2 separate regions of the Homo sapiens genome follow, and region 2 is linked to region 1. Evidence: read pairs that join two places in POLR2A ChIA-PET (ENCODE). Cell type or tissue: MCF 10A. All regions are shown on one strand. Each heading gives the region's core, and the rest is flanking DNA. Links, peaks and the distances in the headings are about the cores only.

The links. ChIA-PET counts read pairs that join two places held together with the same protein. Peaks named below come from ENCODE experiments on the same cell type or tissue, not always from the same donor. Only the 100,000 strongest peaks of a DNase experiment are listed, where the experiment ranks them.
Region 2: POLR2A ChIA-PET joins it to region 1 with 5 read pairs; 5 of 35 experiments call an interaction of 5 or more read pairs at or near these places.

The regions. Positions count from the first base shown.
Region 1 is chr6:42,688,182-42,696,696 of GRCh38, reverse strand. It overlaps UBR2 (ubiquitin protein ligase E3 component n-recognin 2), which reads right to left. Exons shown (of 47, transcript NM_001363705.2): 45 at 8,311-8,481; 46 at 7,027-7,128; 47 at 3,192-5,665. The coding sequence ends at 5,524. PRPH2 (peripherin 2) reads left to right here. Exons shown (of 3, transcript NM_000322.5): 3 at 1-99. Among named protein-coding and RNA genes, the nearest start is that of PRPH2, 30 kb to the left of the region's middle. In MCF 10A, for the core only: no CTCF peak of the experiment used is centred there; a DNase peak (open chromatin) is centred at 3,866.
Region 2 is chr6:42,807,739-42,816,253 of GRCh38, reverse strand. It overlaps BICRAL (BICRA like chromatin remodeling complex associated protein), which reads right to left. Exons shown (of 13, transcript NM_001393499.1): 2 at 5,853-5,948. Among named protein-coding and RNA genes, the nearest start is that of BICRAL, 30 kb to the right of the region's middle. In MCF 10A, for the core only: no CTCF peak of the experiment used is centred there; no DNase peak of the experiment used is centred there.

The sequences.
Region 1 (8,515 bases), core at 288-8,287:
GTGCTGAGAACCACGGTGAAAGTGCTGCTCTAGGCCCACAAGTGTAACTATGCTGTTAACAGCTGTCAATAGATAATTAAAATTCATACTGTATGAAAATCACTTTTGTTAAATGACTGTTTAAGCCCATTCAACAACATATATCAGAATCCCCTACTACCGCTAGTATTTGCCAAAAAAGAAAAGAAACCCACCCTAAGGGAAGCATTGGTAACAATCGTTGTTATAAACATGGCTTGGGTATCACATCTCTCCATCTTGCCATCTCTTACCTGTAAGAACGGTGACTATTACAACAGTGACTATTATTATATCCAAATAATCTCAGCATTTGCTGGAGTTTGAACCAGAGCTGAATACATGGAATTTTAATGTAGAAATTTAGGCAAAACTCCAAGCCATTTTTTCTTCTCCTCTGGCCAAAACGTTATTTCCTCAAACAGGGAAATATGAGTCTCTATGGGGCCAGGTTATAGGAGCAAATGTGAACAACCTGAGAATCTGAAGGTTGTTGAGAGGACCAAGAGTGCATTGACTCTACAATAAATCTCACTCATTGGTTCGGAGCAGGCTTAGGGTTAACTGCATTTTAACAGGTCTTCTCAGGTAGCCGGTAGTTGCGAGAGAAACCTGGACCATCCCTTTTGGTCACCTACCAGTGCCCAGGAAGTCTCTGCTATCAGGTTTTTGCTTGTGTGTAACTTCAGTCTTTCCTTGGGCTGGTGTAAATCCTTTTCTCCTGAGGGACCCAGCCTACTTTTTTTTTTTTTTTTTCAAATATGGAGTTTTGCTCTTGTTGCCCAGGCTGGAGTGCAATGGCATGATCTCAGCTCACTGCAACCTCCGCCTCCTGGGTTCAAGTGATTCTCCTGCCTCAGCCTCCCTACTAGCTGGGATTACAGGCGTTTGCCACCACGCCCGGCTAATTTTTGTATTTTTATTAGAGATGAGATTTCACCATGTTGGCCAGGCTGGTCTCGAACTCCTGTCCTTAGGTGATCTGCCCGCCTTGGCCTCCCAAAGTGCTGGGATTATAGGAGTGAGCCACCTGGCCCAGCTAGCTTTTAAAGTTCTGCCAGCATAGCCCCGGGATGGGGTGGGGGTAGACAGGGCCTTAGGACTTTCATTTTTAAAATGCTCACTCCACGGTGAAGAAACAGGTGATGACTATCCTGAATATTTGGGAAGCTGTGTCCTAGAATTTTTGGCCTCAGTTCCAGAACCCACAGCTTCTTTACAACATGCTTCAAGCCTGGGACTGAGCTGCCAGTAAATAAACCCCTAGTAACCTTAATATGGGTTAATAAGATTAGGTGCCCGCTCTGCACGCTCCCCTGCCCCTCCTCGTCCGGGCACCTGTTACACTAGGCCAGCATGTTTGCAGCTTAGCCAGGGAAAATCGTGGACCAAGACAGGGCTTTTCATCCACGACTGGCTAAAAAGATGGCTCTCAATGACAGCGCAGGCAGGCAGCACCACTGTGTTAGGAAGAGAAAAGTGTCTGTCCAATACTATGAAAGTCCAGGGAAGAGACAAGTGCCTTCCCAGGTCACAATGGATAGATTGGCTGGAAGGGGAAAAACATGTCAGTTCTTAACTCCTGACAGCATTTTATCCTGTCCATCACAGAGGACTGTAAACAGCAAAGTTACAGATTAGAGAATGCTGAGCTCTCAGGATGGCATCAAATGGAGGATTAAGATGTAAGGGACAACTTCTAGCTATTTACCTGAGGGAAGTGAAAATTCAGGTTTGTACAAAAACCCATCCATGAATGTTTGTAGCAGTAATCACCAAAACAATCACCCAAACTCACCCAAATGCCCTTCATCTGGCAACTGCCCAGAAGTCTGTACAACGGAATGCTACTCAGCAATCCAAAGGAACAGGGAGGACCCGAATGCATTCTTCTTTAGTGAGAAGCCAGACTCAAAATGCTACATATGATACAATTCCATTTATATAACATTCGGGAAGAGACAAAACAAAGGGAGAGAAAAACACTGGTAGCTGAAAGCCAGGATGAGGCAAGAAGCTGACTACAAAGGGGACTTTTGGGGAAGATGGAATTGTTCTATTTCTCGATTGTGGTTGTTTAACTGTATGCATTTGTTAAAATGTATAAAACTGTACACTAAAAAGAGTTAATCTGTTTGTAAAATATACCTCAATAAATGTGACTTAAAAAACAAGAGTAGGAACAGGCCAGGCACAGTGGTTCACACCTATAATCCTAGCATTTGGGAGGCTGAGGCGGGAGAATCATTTGAGCCCAAGGGTTCAAGACCAGCCTGGGCAACATAGCGCGGCTGTATCTACAAAAAAAATACAAAAATTAGCCAGGTGTGGTGGCATGTGCCTCTATAGTACCAGCTACTGGGAGGCTGAGGTGGGAGGATTGCTCGAGCCCAGAAGGTTGAGGCTGCAGTGAACCAAGGCTGTGCCACTGCACTCCAGCCTGTGGGACAAAGCAAGACCCTGTCTCTTTAAAAAAACCAAACCAAACCACCACCACACCAAAATCAAGAGTAGGAAGACAGGGAGGAGCATGTCAGAAGGGGCTTCATGAGTTCCTGGAACTAAAGACAAGAGTGGTGAAGGCAGTAGGCTGGGAGCAGTGTTACTGACCAGGAGGCAGGGTGAGTGCAATGGAAACCTTGCTGTTTTAGTTTGATGCTCTCAAGAGGATTTCAAAAAAAACAGAATTCTCATGGGCAATGACTCCCCTAGGAAGACAGTGTAGCTGCCTTTCTATGTCTCTCTCTCAAAAGCAGGAAGTGGTCATAAAAAAAAGAAAAAAAAAACCTCCAACAGCCCTGAAAAACCAGCCAGCACACTAGGGGAGTGTGTAAGGACAAGGACCTTGAGATCACCAGGTAAGGATGAACAAGAGTTTAAACCCAGACACAGGTCTTGGAGTGCCCTGTTTCCCAGTGATTTGAGTTCCAAAATGGTCCACAAAGGTCACACGCTGTCATGGCTAATGAATATGAAACTTAATCAGCTGAAATGATGATCACACTTTCTCTGAGAAGGTCAAGATAGTTTGGCTAGTGGCCATAATAATATAACCCTCTTAAATTTAAAGCTAATACAGATATCCCACTATATTTGTAGCAAGGTGACACGGGCACCTTGCTGTGGCAGGTAAATGTGTAAAATGAAACAGAAAGATATATGCTAACCAAAAGTAATGCCAACACCTAAAGCATTTATTTGGATATCTTTAAACTTTTTACATATGATACATTCCAAATTTTACAAGTTGTCCACAGATATTAAAGTTATAGCCAATTTATTAAACAGATATGATTTTCCCTGATATGGAAAGCGTATGTTATATAAACATTTCTACAATAAACATAAAACATGCGGAACAAATCATAAAACTAACATGATTTGTAAGGTAGGAAAGACAACTAGCTTAACACCAGAAAATAAAAAGGTGTGTATGTTGCAATTTCATGTAAATTCATCTTCTCCCAGGCTCTGTGATATTCTCAGAGAATGAAATCCAGAGACAACCTTTGCTAACTCCAGGCTCCTAGGAAGTCGGACCGGAAAGCTGGAGTATTGTTATGATTTGGTGAAAATGTTTATAATCCACTTGTACAGAGAGAAACCTGGTCTTATTATTTTAAATTTTAGCTTGGTGAACATATGAAAAAAAGCCAAAAGAAGCTTACCTTAAAAGCTAAAGAAACTGGATGTGACAGAGGCCAAAATAAACATGAATTATGCCACCTACAGCCCAAACAACCAGATCTTATGAATGAAGGCCAGAAAAAGGGGGAGAGAGGTGGACTCAAATGTGAATTTTCTTTCTATTGGTCCTCCTCTCAGCTGGGTGAGTCAGTCCCACGCAAGAATGGCGACGGTCATCCTCCTGTCAAGAGGGGGCGGTTCTTTCACACACTACCTTGGAGAGGAATGTGGCTTCTACATCCTCACTTCTTTTAGCTTCAGTTCCAGATTTCTGACCTTCTTCCTGTGATACTGTGGAGCATGCCTAGTTGACTGGTAGCTGAGTGGAACAAAACTTGTAGATGTAATTCAAAGAAAACTGATTGAAAGGGTCAGTTGCATTGGTTAAAAAAATCCAAGAGCCTCTTATTACTCATCTGTTCCTTAGCCCCACCTTAGACAGGCTCAGAATTTATTCCTCTACTAAGTCTTCAGTCACTCTCTGCATGTATTCAAGCTCTCAGCAGTCATACATCAAACAATAGTAGTTGTGTGGTACATAATAATTATAAGCTATTTTGTAAGTGGCTCTTGTTCTAGGAAGGCACCTCAGTAAGAACAATGATCAAAAAGAATAAAAAGCCTGGGTGCCAGACCATCCCAGGAATGCACTAAGTGAGCCAGCAAGGAAGCAGCAGCTTGTCTGTTCCAGGAAATGCTGGCTGGGTGGGAGTGGGTTCTCACCTTCTTCAGTGTTTGGCTTTAGATGATATACTCTGCCAATTTAGCCTTAGAAATAACAAGAGAATATCACTGTCTGAAACATTAGGGTATTCTAAAAGAATACAGATAAGAAAATTAGGATACTCTTTTAGAATACCTATTATTTTAAACTTAAGCTTGGTGAACATCTGAAAAAAAGCCAAAAGAAGCTTACCTTAAAAGCTCAAGAAACTGGATGTGACAGAGGCCAAAATAAATATCACTTATGCCAACCACAGCCCAAACAACCAGATCTTATGAAGGAAGGCCTCTCATCTAGATATTAGGATATCTAAAAGAATATCCTAAATTTTTAATCCATATTCTTTTAGAATATCCTAATTTTTCTTCCTAATTCTAAAAGAATATCCTAATTTTTTAGACCATCCTAAGTTTTTGGAAAGCCCTCTAAGTGAGTTTTCTCAAAGCCAAAAGTCTTGCCATAAAAAAAAAAAGAAAAAAAAAAAACCTCTAACAGCCCTGAAAAACCAGCCAGCACACCAGGAATCCACCTTCTCCCCACGGGCTTCTTCTGCATGTGTGTCCCCCAACTCTCTCATAGTCAATGGAGAGAAGGGAACACTGCCTTCAAAATCAACCACTTTGCTCCTAGGAGTAGGGTCCTGTCAGCAGAGGGGACACCAACCCAGTCCCAGTGTTGGGCCACTCAGTGGAACCAGGAAGTATGACCCAACAGACCACAGAGACTTTGTTCCCTGCCTCCGTTGAGTCAGCTTCGGACCCACGGTTCACTATCATCAATAACGTGAAATATCACATAATGGCTGGGACTATGCAGTCAGACCCCCACAAAGGGGCTGGGATCCAATCTAGGAAGAGAAGCTCCTTGCTCGATCTTAAAACCCAAGACATTATATTTGAGGGGCACAGCAAACAGTGCAAGAAAATCTGCTGATGGAAGATGATTTTCATCAGTCCTCAGAACCAGAAACTATAAAACTGGGAAGGAAAGTTTAAATAAAGAATTTATTTCCAAATTCAGCAGAACTTCTTTCTTTCTTAAAAAGCCAACTGGGTTAAAAAAATCCAAGTTTGTGTTTTTTGGTGGTGCAATAATTATAAATGTTGCCAGTCAATGCCAACCAGTGTCTGATTGGCTTCCTGTGCATGTCCAATTTCCTCTGTGACACTGTGTTGGTGCCAGAGCTTCTGAATCTTCTTGAATCGCTCTTTGCATAAATGTAAAGGATTTCCCCGTCTAGAAAGAGAAGACACATGTCACTCAGAATGTGTTCTGTTTATTCCTCTATTATAACCCAACCCTTCCTGATTTAGGCAAGGTTACAAGTTATTGGTTTTAGACTCCCTGCAACATTTCTGTCTGGCAGGTGACTGTGGCTATTAACAAAAACATCAGCTCTGACCCTTTGCCAAGAGCAGGTAAAAGGGAATAAGTGCTGAAATGAGGAAGGAAAGGTACACAAACCAGACTTACCCAGAGTGAGGTGAGGGAATAGAGGTTGCGGGGGATAAGGAGGGTCTGGGTTGAGAGGCTAAAACTACCAATTCATTGCCCATTTTGTTGGTAACGTGTAAAAAGGGAAGAGGGCAGAGGAGAACACAAAAGAAGAATTATAGGAGTAAAAATATTCCTCACAGATTTTACTAAGAGTGCAAAGAAAAAAGAAAAGAAAAGAAAAGAAAAACATTCCTCAGATGCAATCTTTCAGCCACAGTCTCAGTGAAGCAATCAAATGTGAGTAACTTCCAGGTCTAATTTAAACACAAGTGCAAGCTTTGGTGGGTTCCTGCCTGGGACCAGTGCCCTGAGCCAGGCACCTCTGCTCCTGTTTCTGAGCACAGCCATCCTCTCACTCACTAATCAGACTCTCCTCCTCCTAACAGCCCACGCTGAGAACAGTGGGAAGCACCAGCACTGGGTGGCATATGGGCATAGCCTCGCAGTCCAGCGCCTGGGGCAGCTCATCTACTTACCTTGCTTGGGTTTCTAGGCCTTTAACATCTGCTACTTAAGGCTGGACAGGCATATCTATGGCGGTTAAAACTTATACCTCCTTTAGACAAAAGAGATGGTCTGAAAGAAGTTCTTTAATAGTGCTTGGGGGAATTGTTAGCTTACAATATACTAAAGCTACCAGAGTAGAAGTAACTTAGCCTCAAATATTGTTATATTGTTCTTTATGTTTTAAATCTTTGTCCCCCAGATTTTAATGTAATAAGCACATTTGTTAGCAATTAAGATTTTCTCAAACACTGGGCTTCCTCTATACAAGGCCATACAAGTCAGAGTGGGCCATCCCTGGAGTGCTCTGAGCTGGGATGCTATATGGCAATTCAAACAGTTCTTTGGAGTGATAAATGGAATAAAGTTGCACTCTGTCCTATTCTCTTCCCTTACCTATCCTGATGTTCCTCATGGCATTCTGAAGGCTGGGAAAAGAACACCAAACCAGGCTGACAGGGCACCCTCCTTGGAAGACTCCACAGATAACACAGCCACCTCTTCCAGAACCACCTCAGCCCTCCACCCTCAGGACGTCACCACATACGGAAGGGCGCTGCAGGCCCTGAGTTAGCTAACTCAGGATGGGTTCTTACCTGAGTCCCTGGTCGGTCTCCCCATAGTCATCAAGGTAAGGAGGAGAATAAAAACAGCCTTTGGTTTTGCCAGCTAAAAATAGCACCTGACATTCCCGTACTCTGTAGAGAGATCAGTCATACGTTACACATTTACACATTAGTAACCAACATTTGTATTCAGTTCCAAATAGAATGAAGTCTTATAGTACTGATATTTAAACCACTATTAGGAGGAAGTTATCCATTAAAAAATTGTGCACAAACTAGGAAATAGGTTGAATCGAGTCAAATTTGTGTCCCCTGATCCCTTTGAGACATTTGCCTTTTTCTGGCATTAATAGTACAGCACAATTAAACAGACATTTATTGAGGACCTAATACGTATAAGAAATTATCAAGGTACTGGGGGGATGACTAAGCTATGGATACAACCTATGCTCCAGAGGAGCCCACACTCATGTCATGCCTCTGCTTCAAACCCTGAAATGGCTTACACCTTGCCCAGAGATGTCACCAGCACACAGCAGGCCCCTGGATTCTCTCACCTGTGCACAACACTCCAGTGACACGCGCCTCCTTGCCTTGAGCAGACAGGCACATTTCTACCCCAGGAACTGTGCAGAATGTTCTGAGTAGAATGTTCTCCCACTTCTTTAGGTCTTTACTCAGAAGTCATGTTCTTAGGAAGCCTTCCCTGATCTACTAAAATTAAATCTCAAATTTAGCTCCATAGCTGCCATTTCATATTCCCCTTCCCTGCTTTATTTTTTCTCCTTAGCCTATATCACTATCTAAATTCTTGTCAGTCTTGCTTGTCCTCTCTCTCATACAAAACAAGCTCCATCCATAAGGGCAGAGATCTTTGCACTGTGGACTACTGCATCCTCAATGCCTGGTACATAGTAGTCACTAATCACAAGCTGGCATGTAGAGTTGTGATAATATGTATAAGTGGAGGTAAAATCCAAAAGCCATGAGGACATAACAGAAAGAGTAATTCTGACTGGATTTGTTCAGAAAATCAGAGAAGTTTCACATTAGTGGGAGACATGGAGAAAGTAGAACAGAACTGTCACCTATGGTTGAGGGAAGAGGAGTGGGAATGGTAACAATAAAAGAACCAACACAGAGTTGGCATGGACCAGATGTGAGATGTGAGGCGACAAGGAGCTCCACGTTTCTGGAATGAATCACACGGAACAGTAGTCTCAAAATTCCTGGCAATATAGTAGTTTCCTGTGACACCCTAACAGTCAGATACTGAGGCAGATCCAAAGCTAAAAAGCCCCTGCAGGTCCTTACCTCAGGAAGATGCCCACTCCAGAGCCACAGGAGTAGGTGTGAGCTGTGCAGGCTCCTACATCCTCCCCTTCCAGTTCAGTCTGGCAGCAGTAACTCTGGGAGCACAGCAGAGATCCGCACACAAGGCACAGAGTTGGGGCTCTGCTCTTATCACCACCTGATTTCGGGCACCTCCAAGGGATAAAAAACCCACAAGTCATTGATC
Region 2 (8,515 bases), core at 287-8,286, 120 kb before region 1:
GTGTATGCTACAGTGCCCAGCTAAATACTTAGAACTTTTTTTTTTTTCATTTTTTTTTGGTAGAGACGAGGTCTCACTATGTTGCCCATGCTGGTCTCGAACTGCTGCACTTAAGTGATCCTCCACCTTGGTCTCCTAAAGTGCTGGGATTACAATTACCATGCCCAGCCCTTAGAATATTTTAAAGCAGCCTACTGGCCTGGAGAATAAGCCACATCAGCTGTCTTAAAAGAAATACTGTATCTTTTTTTTTTTTTTTTTTTTTTTTTGAGACAGAGTTTCTCTCTTGTTGCCCAGGCTAGAGAGCAATGGCGCAATCTTGGCTTACCACAACCTCCGCTTACCGGGTTCAAGTGACTGTCCTGCCTCAGCCTCCCGAGATAGGATTACAGGGCCACACCACCATGCCTGGCTAATTTCGTATTTTTAGTAGAGACAGGGTTTCTCCACGTTGGTCAGGCTAGTCTCGAACTCCTGACCTCAGGTGATCCGCCCACCTCAGGCTCCCAAAGTGCTGGGATTACAGTCAGGAGCCACCACGCCCGGCCAAGAAATACTGTATCTTAAAAACAGTCTGAATTTAATTAAGTTCACAGCAAAACTTCAAAGACCTCCAAGGCAGAGATATAACAGTGTATTAATTTTTTTTCCACACAGAGGGAGAAAATCTAAGCTCTCATGAAGAAACATAATTGGTTGCAAGAACAGATATTTCAGGAAACCCAGTTCAGCAAATCAGTTTTGCCTATTTAAGATATTCTGGGCTGGGCACGGTGGCTCACGCCTGTAATCCCAACAATTTGGGAGGCCGAGATGGGCGGATCACCTGAGGTCAGGAGTTTGAGACCAACCTGGCCAACATGGTGAAACCCTGTCTTTACTGAAAATACAAAAAATTTAGCTGTATGTGGTGGTGGATGCCTGTAATCCTATCTACTCGGGAGGCTTAGGCAGGAGAATTGCCTGATCCCAGGAGATGGGGGTTGCAGTGAGCCAAGATTGCCCCACTGCACTCTAGCCTGGGCAACAGAGCGAGACTCCATCTCAAAAAAAAAAAAAAAAAAAAAAGATATTCTGACCAGTAGCAATGGAAGAAAACCAAACTTCACCCTTAGGAGTCATAAAACAGCCTGGCCAACATGGTGAAACTCTGTCTCTGCTAAAAATACAAAAAAAATGAGCCAGGCGTGGTGGTGCGTGCCTGTAATCCCAGCTACTATGGGGGCTGAGGCATGAGAATCTCTTGAACCAGGAGGTGGAAGTTGCAATGAGCTGAGATTGCACCACTGCACTCCAGCCTGGGTGATAGAGTGAGACCCTGTCTCAAAAAAAAAGAAAAAAAAAAGTAATAGAACAGGATTTCAAAGACTGCGCAAACTGAAATTTGGTATGTGGCCACTATTACAAATGTTTTTGTTTCCTCCTTTATCTGCTTATCTGTTCTTTTGCTTCTTTCAAAAATAATAGCCTAGTGGCTGAGGCAGGCGGATCACCTGAGGTCAGGAGTTCGAGACCAGCCTGGCCAACATGGTGAAACCCTGTTCTACTAAAAATACAAGAATTAGCCGACCATGGTGGCGCATGCCTGTAATCCCAGCTACTTGGGAGGCTAAGGCAGGAAGGAGAATCGCTTGAACCTGGGAGGCAGAGGCTGCAGTGAGCCAAGATCGTGCCACTGAACTCCAACCTGGGTAACAGACCAAGACTTCATCTAAAAAAAAAAAAAAAAAAAAATATATATATATATATATATACACACACACACACACACACATGCATGTATATGTATGTATACGTATATATACATATACATACATGTATGTGTATATATATGTATGTATACATGTGTGTTGTGTATATATATAATTTATATATATACATATACATATGTGTATGTATATAGCCTAGTGAAGATGGCTTGAACTCAGGGGGTTGAGACTACAGTCAGCTGAGATCACGCCACTGCACTCCAGCCTGGGTGACAAAGTGAGACCGTGTCTCAAAAAAAAAAAAAAAAACCCACCAAGAGCCAATACGAGATACCTTACCAAAAACTACTGACATTTGCTTTACTTGTAGTAAGTTGCTATAACATGAGTCATAACTTCCTAATAATTTACAAACAAATTTACCTCTAAAAGGTGCTGAGGTTAGCAAATTATTGAGAGACTTTAAGCAGACATGAACTACGGAATAGTTGCAGTCTTCAAAATCACATTTTTACCCCCGGACCTATTGAAGGTAAAATGAACTGCAGTCACTTTATTTTTACTGACATATTTACTACTTCTAGTGTTCTTCATTCTCTTAAGTAAATCCAGATTTCCATCTGGTATCATTTTCCTTCTCCTGAAAGGAATCCTTTAATATTTTTTGTAGTGCAGGTCTTTGCTGATTAATTCTTTCAGTTTTGATATATCTTTAAAGAGTGTGAGATGGGCACGGTGGCTCACGCCTGTAATCCTAGCACTTTGGGAGGCTGAAGTGGGTGGATTGCTTGAATCCAGGAGTTTGAGACCCTCCTGCGCAACATGGAAAAACCCCACCTCTACAAAAAATAAAAAAATTAGCTGGGCATGGTGGTGCGCACCTGTAATCCCAGCTGCTCAGGAGGCTGAGGTGGGAGGACCACCTGAGCCTGGGGAGGTTGAGGCTGCAGTGAGCCGTGATTGTGTGACTGCATTCCAGCCTGGGAGACAGACAGAGATTCTATCCCCACCCCCACAAAAAGTGTTTATCTTGCCTTCGTTTTTGAAATATATTTTCACTGGGCATATTGTTCAAGATTGATGAGTTTTTTTCCTTTCAGTTCTTTAAAGATACTGATGTACTATTTCTCATTTGCATTATTTCCAAAGAAAAGTCTGCCATCATTCTTACCTTTCTTTTTTTCATAATGTGTCATTTTTTCCTCTGGACACTTTAAATATTTTTCTCTTTACCACTGGTTTTAAGCAATCTGATTATGAAAAGCCTTGGTGTAGTTCTCTTCATGCTTCCAGTGGTTAGGGTTCACTAAGCTTCTAGAATCTGCAGGTTTATAGTTTCCCTCCAATTTAGAAAAATTTCAGTCATTAATTTTTTCAAATATTTTATGCCCCTCCCTCTTCTTTGGGGACTACAATTACATCATTAGACTATTTGAAGTGTCCCACAGCTCAATGATGCTGTATTTTCTTTCAGTCTTTTATTTTTTTAATTTAATTTACTAATTTTCTTGAGACAGGGTTTTGCTCTGCTGCCCAAGCAGCAGTGCAGTGGCAGGATCACAGCGGATTGCAGCCTCGACCTCCTGGGCTCAGGTGATCCTCCCACCTCAGCCTCTTGAGTAGCTGGGACCACAGGCACTTGCCATCATGCCCAGCTAATTTCTGTATTTTCTGTAGAGACAGGGTTTTACTATGTTGTCCAGGAGGCTGGTCCTGAACTCCTGGGCTCAAGCGATCCTCTTGCCTTGGCCTCCTAAAGTGCTGGGATTACAGGTGTGAGCCACCATGCCTGGCCTTTTTTAGTATTTTAATCTCTCCGGCTTTCATTTAGGATAGCTTCTATTCATATATCTTCAGATTCATAAATCTTTTCTTCTGCAGTCTCTAATCTTCTGTTAATCCCATCCAGTGCGCTTTTATTTTAAAACACTGTAGTTTTCATCTCCAGAAGTTCAATTTGGGTCTTTTTAAAATACTCCATGTCATTATTATTTAAAATTTTTTTTTGCTTTGTTGTCTTGGCCCAAGATGAGATTCCATGCCATTATTTGTTTAATCTTTCCACTATTTTCTTGAACTTATATAAGATAGTAACAACTTAAACAAATTTTTTTTGAAGAGGCAGGGTCTCACTGTGTTGCCCAGGGTGGTCTTGAACCCCTGGTCTCAAGTGATCCTCCTGCCTCAGCCTCCCAAAGTAATGGGATTACAGGCATGAGCTCCATGGCTAGCTAATTTTTGTATTTTTTGTAGATACAGGGTTTCACCATGTTGCCCAGGCTGGTCTCATACTCCTGGCCTCAAGCAATCCGCCACCTCCGCCACACAAAGTGTTAGGATTACAGGCATAAGCCACCTCATCTGGCCAACAAAAAAAATGATTAATTCTATCATTTGTATAATTTCTGCATCTCTTTCTATTGATTGATTTTGTTGTTGTGGTTGGTCCCAAATTTGCGTGCCTGGTCATTTTTTTATTGGATGTCAGACATTGTTAATTTTACATTATCAGGTGTTGGATATTTTTGAGCTTTGTCTAGGACACAGTTAAGTTACTTTACAAAGTTTCTTTACAAAATGTCTGATCCTTTTAAGGATTGCTTTTAAGCTTTGTCAATCTTTAGGATTCATTTTGCCCTATAGTGAGGCAATAAATACCCTTCTGAGTACTTCATCTGATATCCCATGAATTACAAGGGTTTTTGCACTCTTGCAGATGGGAACACAAACTATTCTCTGCCCTATGTGAGCTCCAAGTAGTGTTTCTTCCCAGAACTTAGGAAGTTTTCTTAAACACATCAGTTATCAGCTGAAAACTTGAGAAAGACTCTGTAGATCTCCAGATAGTAGAGTGGAGTGCAGTGCTCTCTCTCTCTGGTACTCTGGGTACCCTGGGAACGTAGGCTTTTTTTTTTTTTTTTCTTTGAGATGGAGTCTCGCTCTGTCAGCAGGCTGGAGTGCAGTGGCGCAATCTCAGCTCACTGCAACCTCCGCCTCCCAGGTTCAAGTGATTCTCCTGCCTCAGCCTCCCGAGTAGCTGGGATTACAGGCGTGCGCCACCACGCCCAGCTAATTTTTGTATTTTTAGTAGGGACGGGGTTTCACCATGTTGGCTAGGATGGTCTCGATCTCTCGACCTCGTGATCTGCCCGCCTTGGCCTCCCAAAGTGCTGGGATTACAGGCGTGAGCCACCGTGCCCGGCCAAACTTAGGCCATTTTAACCTCTCAGAGACATCAGCTCAACTCAGGAAGATTATCAGCCTTCCTGTGGATTCCTCCTCCCCTGAGCTATGGTAAGGAAACACTCTTGACAGTAAGCTGGGTTGGTTACAGGGCTCATCTCATTTGTTTTGTCCTCTCAGGAGTCACTGTCCTGTGCTGCCTGATATCTAATATCTAAAATACCATTATTTCATATATTGTGTCTGATTTTCACCATTTCTACACAGGAAGTTAAATCCAGACCCGGTTACTCGATTTTGGCCCCATAGTCATTTATAAGGTCTTGAACCAAATCTCTTGAAGGGGTTATATGAGTTCATCGGCAGAGATTATAGGATCAGAGTATTCAGAAAGAGGGAGAATAGGAGAAAGGGAGAAGGAAGGAGGACAGATATTTAAATTGTTTATACAGTTTTCTCCTGTGCCTCCTTTTGTTTTCTACCCTTGAAAAACAGCTTAGGAAATTAGAAAGGCTCCTTCTTTAATTCCTGTCTCTAATAAAGCTATTCAATGGGCATAAAGAATATTCATTATTCATTTAACAAACACTAGTGCCAGGTACTATGCTAGGGGGTGGGAATATAAAATAGTATGACATAAATGTAATAACAAATTTAAAAATCCTTCACATTTTGTAGAACAGAAGAAGCAAGGCTGAAAAGTGAACTATTGTGTTTGAGCAAACAGTTTTCCAATGGGTGTCATCATCAAAAAGTTATGCCATGAATAGCCACTTATGCAGGGCAAATAACGATTCATGTCGATAAGGATGTAAAGTATTCTCATCTTATTCTTTTTACTATATTGTAATTGTTCTGTGCTGTTACATTTTGAAATTGCAAGACTTCACCTTCTGGCATGGTTCCCGTTTTGAAGGAACTCACTTTCTTTTGGAAGACAGACATGCAACAATTCATTACCATTGCAATGTGAGAAGTGCTACAATTTTTGGCAGGAGTTCCCAAGCTTCTTCAGGTGAAATCGCTGGGCTTTTTGTGAAATAATATGACGTTTTGCTAGAAGAAAACATGACAATATTTTCACAATTATATCCATTTGGGGAGAAAAGAAGCTGTCAAACTCAGCATGATTGGCTTTAAGTTTTTTAGTTATTATTCAACCAAGGATTTCTTCATTTATTTTGTCATCAGCTAGGGCCTCCTAAAAGCAAGGAGGAGTGGGTGGAAAAGAGTAAGGCAAATTATTACAAGAAAGACTTAGAAATTTAAAAATTTGGCCGGGCATAGTGGCTCACGCCTGTAATCCCACCACTTTGGGAGGCTGAGGTGGGTGGATCACCTAAGGTCAGGAGTTCGAGACAAGTCTGGCCAACATGGTGAAACCCCGTCTCTACTAAAAATACAGAACTCAACCAGGTGTGGTGGCACACGCCTATAATCTCAGCTACTCAGGAGGCTAAGGCAGGAGAATTGGTTGAACCTGGGAGGCAGAGGTTGCAGTGAGGTAGGATCATGCCACTGCACTCCAGCCTGGGTGACAGAGGGAGATTCCGTCTCAAAAAATAAAGAAAAATAAATAAATAAAAATTCCCAGCTGGGCACGGTGGCTTATAATTCCAGCACTTTGGGAGGCTGAGGCAGGTGGATCGGTTGAGCTCGGGAGTTGGAGACCAGCCTGGGCAACATGGCAAAACCCCATCTCTACAAAAAATACAAAAAATTAGCTGGGCATGGTGGCTTGGGCCTGTGGTCCCAGCTACTTGGGAGGCTGAGGCAGGAGAATTGCTTGAATCTGGGAGGTGAGGAGGCTTGAATCTGAATCGCTTGAACCTGGGAGGCAGAGGTTGCCGTGAGCCAAGATTGTGCCACTGCACTCTAGTCCGGGCAACAAGAGCGAAACTCTGTCTCAAAAAAAAAAAAAAAAAAAAAAATTCTCATAGTTGGAAAAGACGACAATTAACATAGGCAATAAACGACCCTCGTTCATCTCATGAAATGAAGAATTTGAAGGTCTTTAAACTGCTTTAATTCCTACTTGAGGTAGGAATGAGGTGGGGCAGAAATAAGCCTAACAGCAGCCATAAAAAAGAATGAGTTCATATCCTTTGCAGGGACATGGATGAAGCTGGAAACCATCATTCTCGGCAAACTAACACAGGAACAGAAAACCAAATACTGCATGTTCTCACTTATAAGTGGTAGTTGAACAATGAGAACAGGGAGGGGAACATCACACACCGGGGCCTGTTGGGGGGGGTGCCGGGGGCTAGGGGAGGCCAGAACTTAAAGTATTAAAAAAACAACAAAAAAAGAAATAAGCCTAACATACTAAGCAATCCAGCTGGCAAAAAAATGTGCTATAACATGGGGGAAAGAGTGACCAACCATGAAGGGGGCTGGGGAGAATTTCTGGCAAGGCTTTACAGAGGCTGGAGACACAGGGCAAGGACACTGAATTTGGAAGTCACAGGGCTTGTTTTGGATACTGACATTGACTAATCATGTGACGACAAAGAAGCTCCAACCTCTGGGTCCTGTTTCCCATTTCTTAATGAACTTAACAGACCACATCGGTGAGTGTTTAACTTTGGGACCCAGTATTCTTTAAGGTATCCAGGAGCTGTCTTGGAGGCCTAAAACAGCTGGTGGTGGAGGCACTCTTCACACTCCCATCTCTCCCCCACACACACCCTTCAGCTGAGTAGCTCAATTCTTACTCAACTGCAAGAAAAAAGTTTGAAAATCATTTCACTTAACCAGCTCCCAAACTCCCAGAAGTCCATGACTTGTCATCTATTATAAAGGAATGATCATCAACAATGGTGAATCTGGCAATGGAAACAGAAATCCGTGAAAATCAAGACATCCATGATTATTTTAGCAAGCAAGAGAATAGGTATACATATAGGGCCCACATTTCATTAAGATAAACAGCTGGGCACAGTGGCTCTTGCCTGTAATCCCAGCACTTTGGGAGGCTGAGGCAGGCGATCACCTGAGGTCGGGAGTTCGAGACCAGCCTGACCAACATGGAGAAACCCCATCTCTACTAAAAATACAAAGTTAGCCAGGCACAGTGGTGCATGCCCATAGTCCCAGCTACTCGGGAGGCTGAGGCAGGAGAATCGCTTAAACCTGGAAGGTGAAGGTTGCAGTGAGCCAAGATCGCACCATTGCACTCCAGCCTGGGCAACAAGAGCAAAACTCCGTATTAAAAAAAAAAAAAAAAGATATTATAGTACTACCCTCAAAAACAGGAATCTCATCATATTTGTCTTCATATCCCCAGCAAATAGCACATAAGTGGGTATAATAAATATTGAAAAAATACCCAGGTTTTAAATATAAGGCAGCTGTGTTTTGTATGGAGACTGTGCTCCCAAAGACCTTGCCTAATTAAAAGCTCATATAATTCCATAATCCTAGGTTAATCCTACAAATTTACAATTTCCCAGAGTCCATCAGCATTGAAATTCTGTAATTCCTGATGAATTATAAATATATCATTCTGTTAAATTTTTTCAGTTGTACAGGCGTGCACTATTTTTTTTTTTTTTCAGACGGAGTCTCGCTCTGTTGCCAGGCTAGAGTGCAGTGGTGTGATCTCGGCTCACTGCAACCTC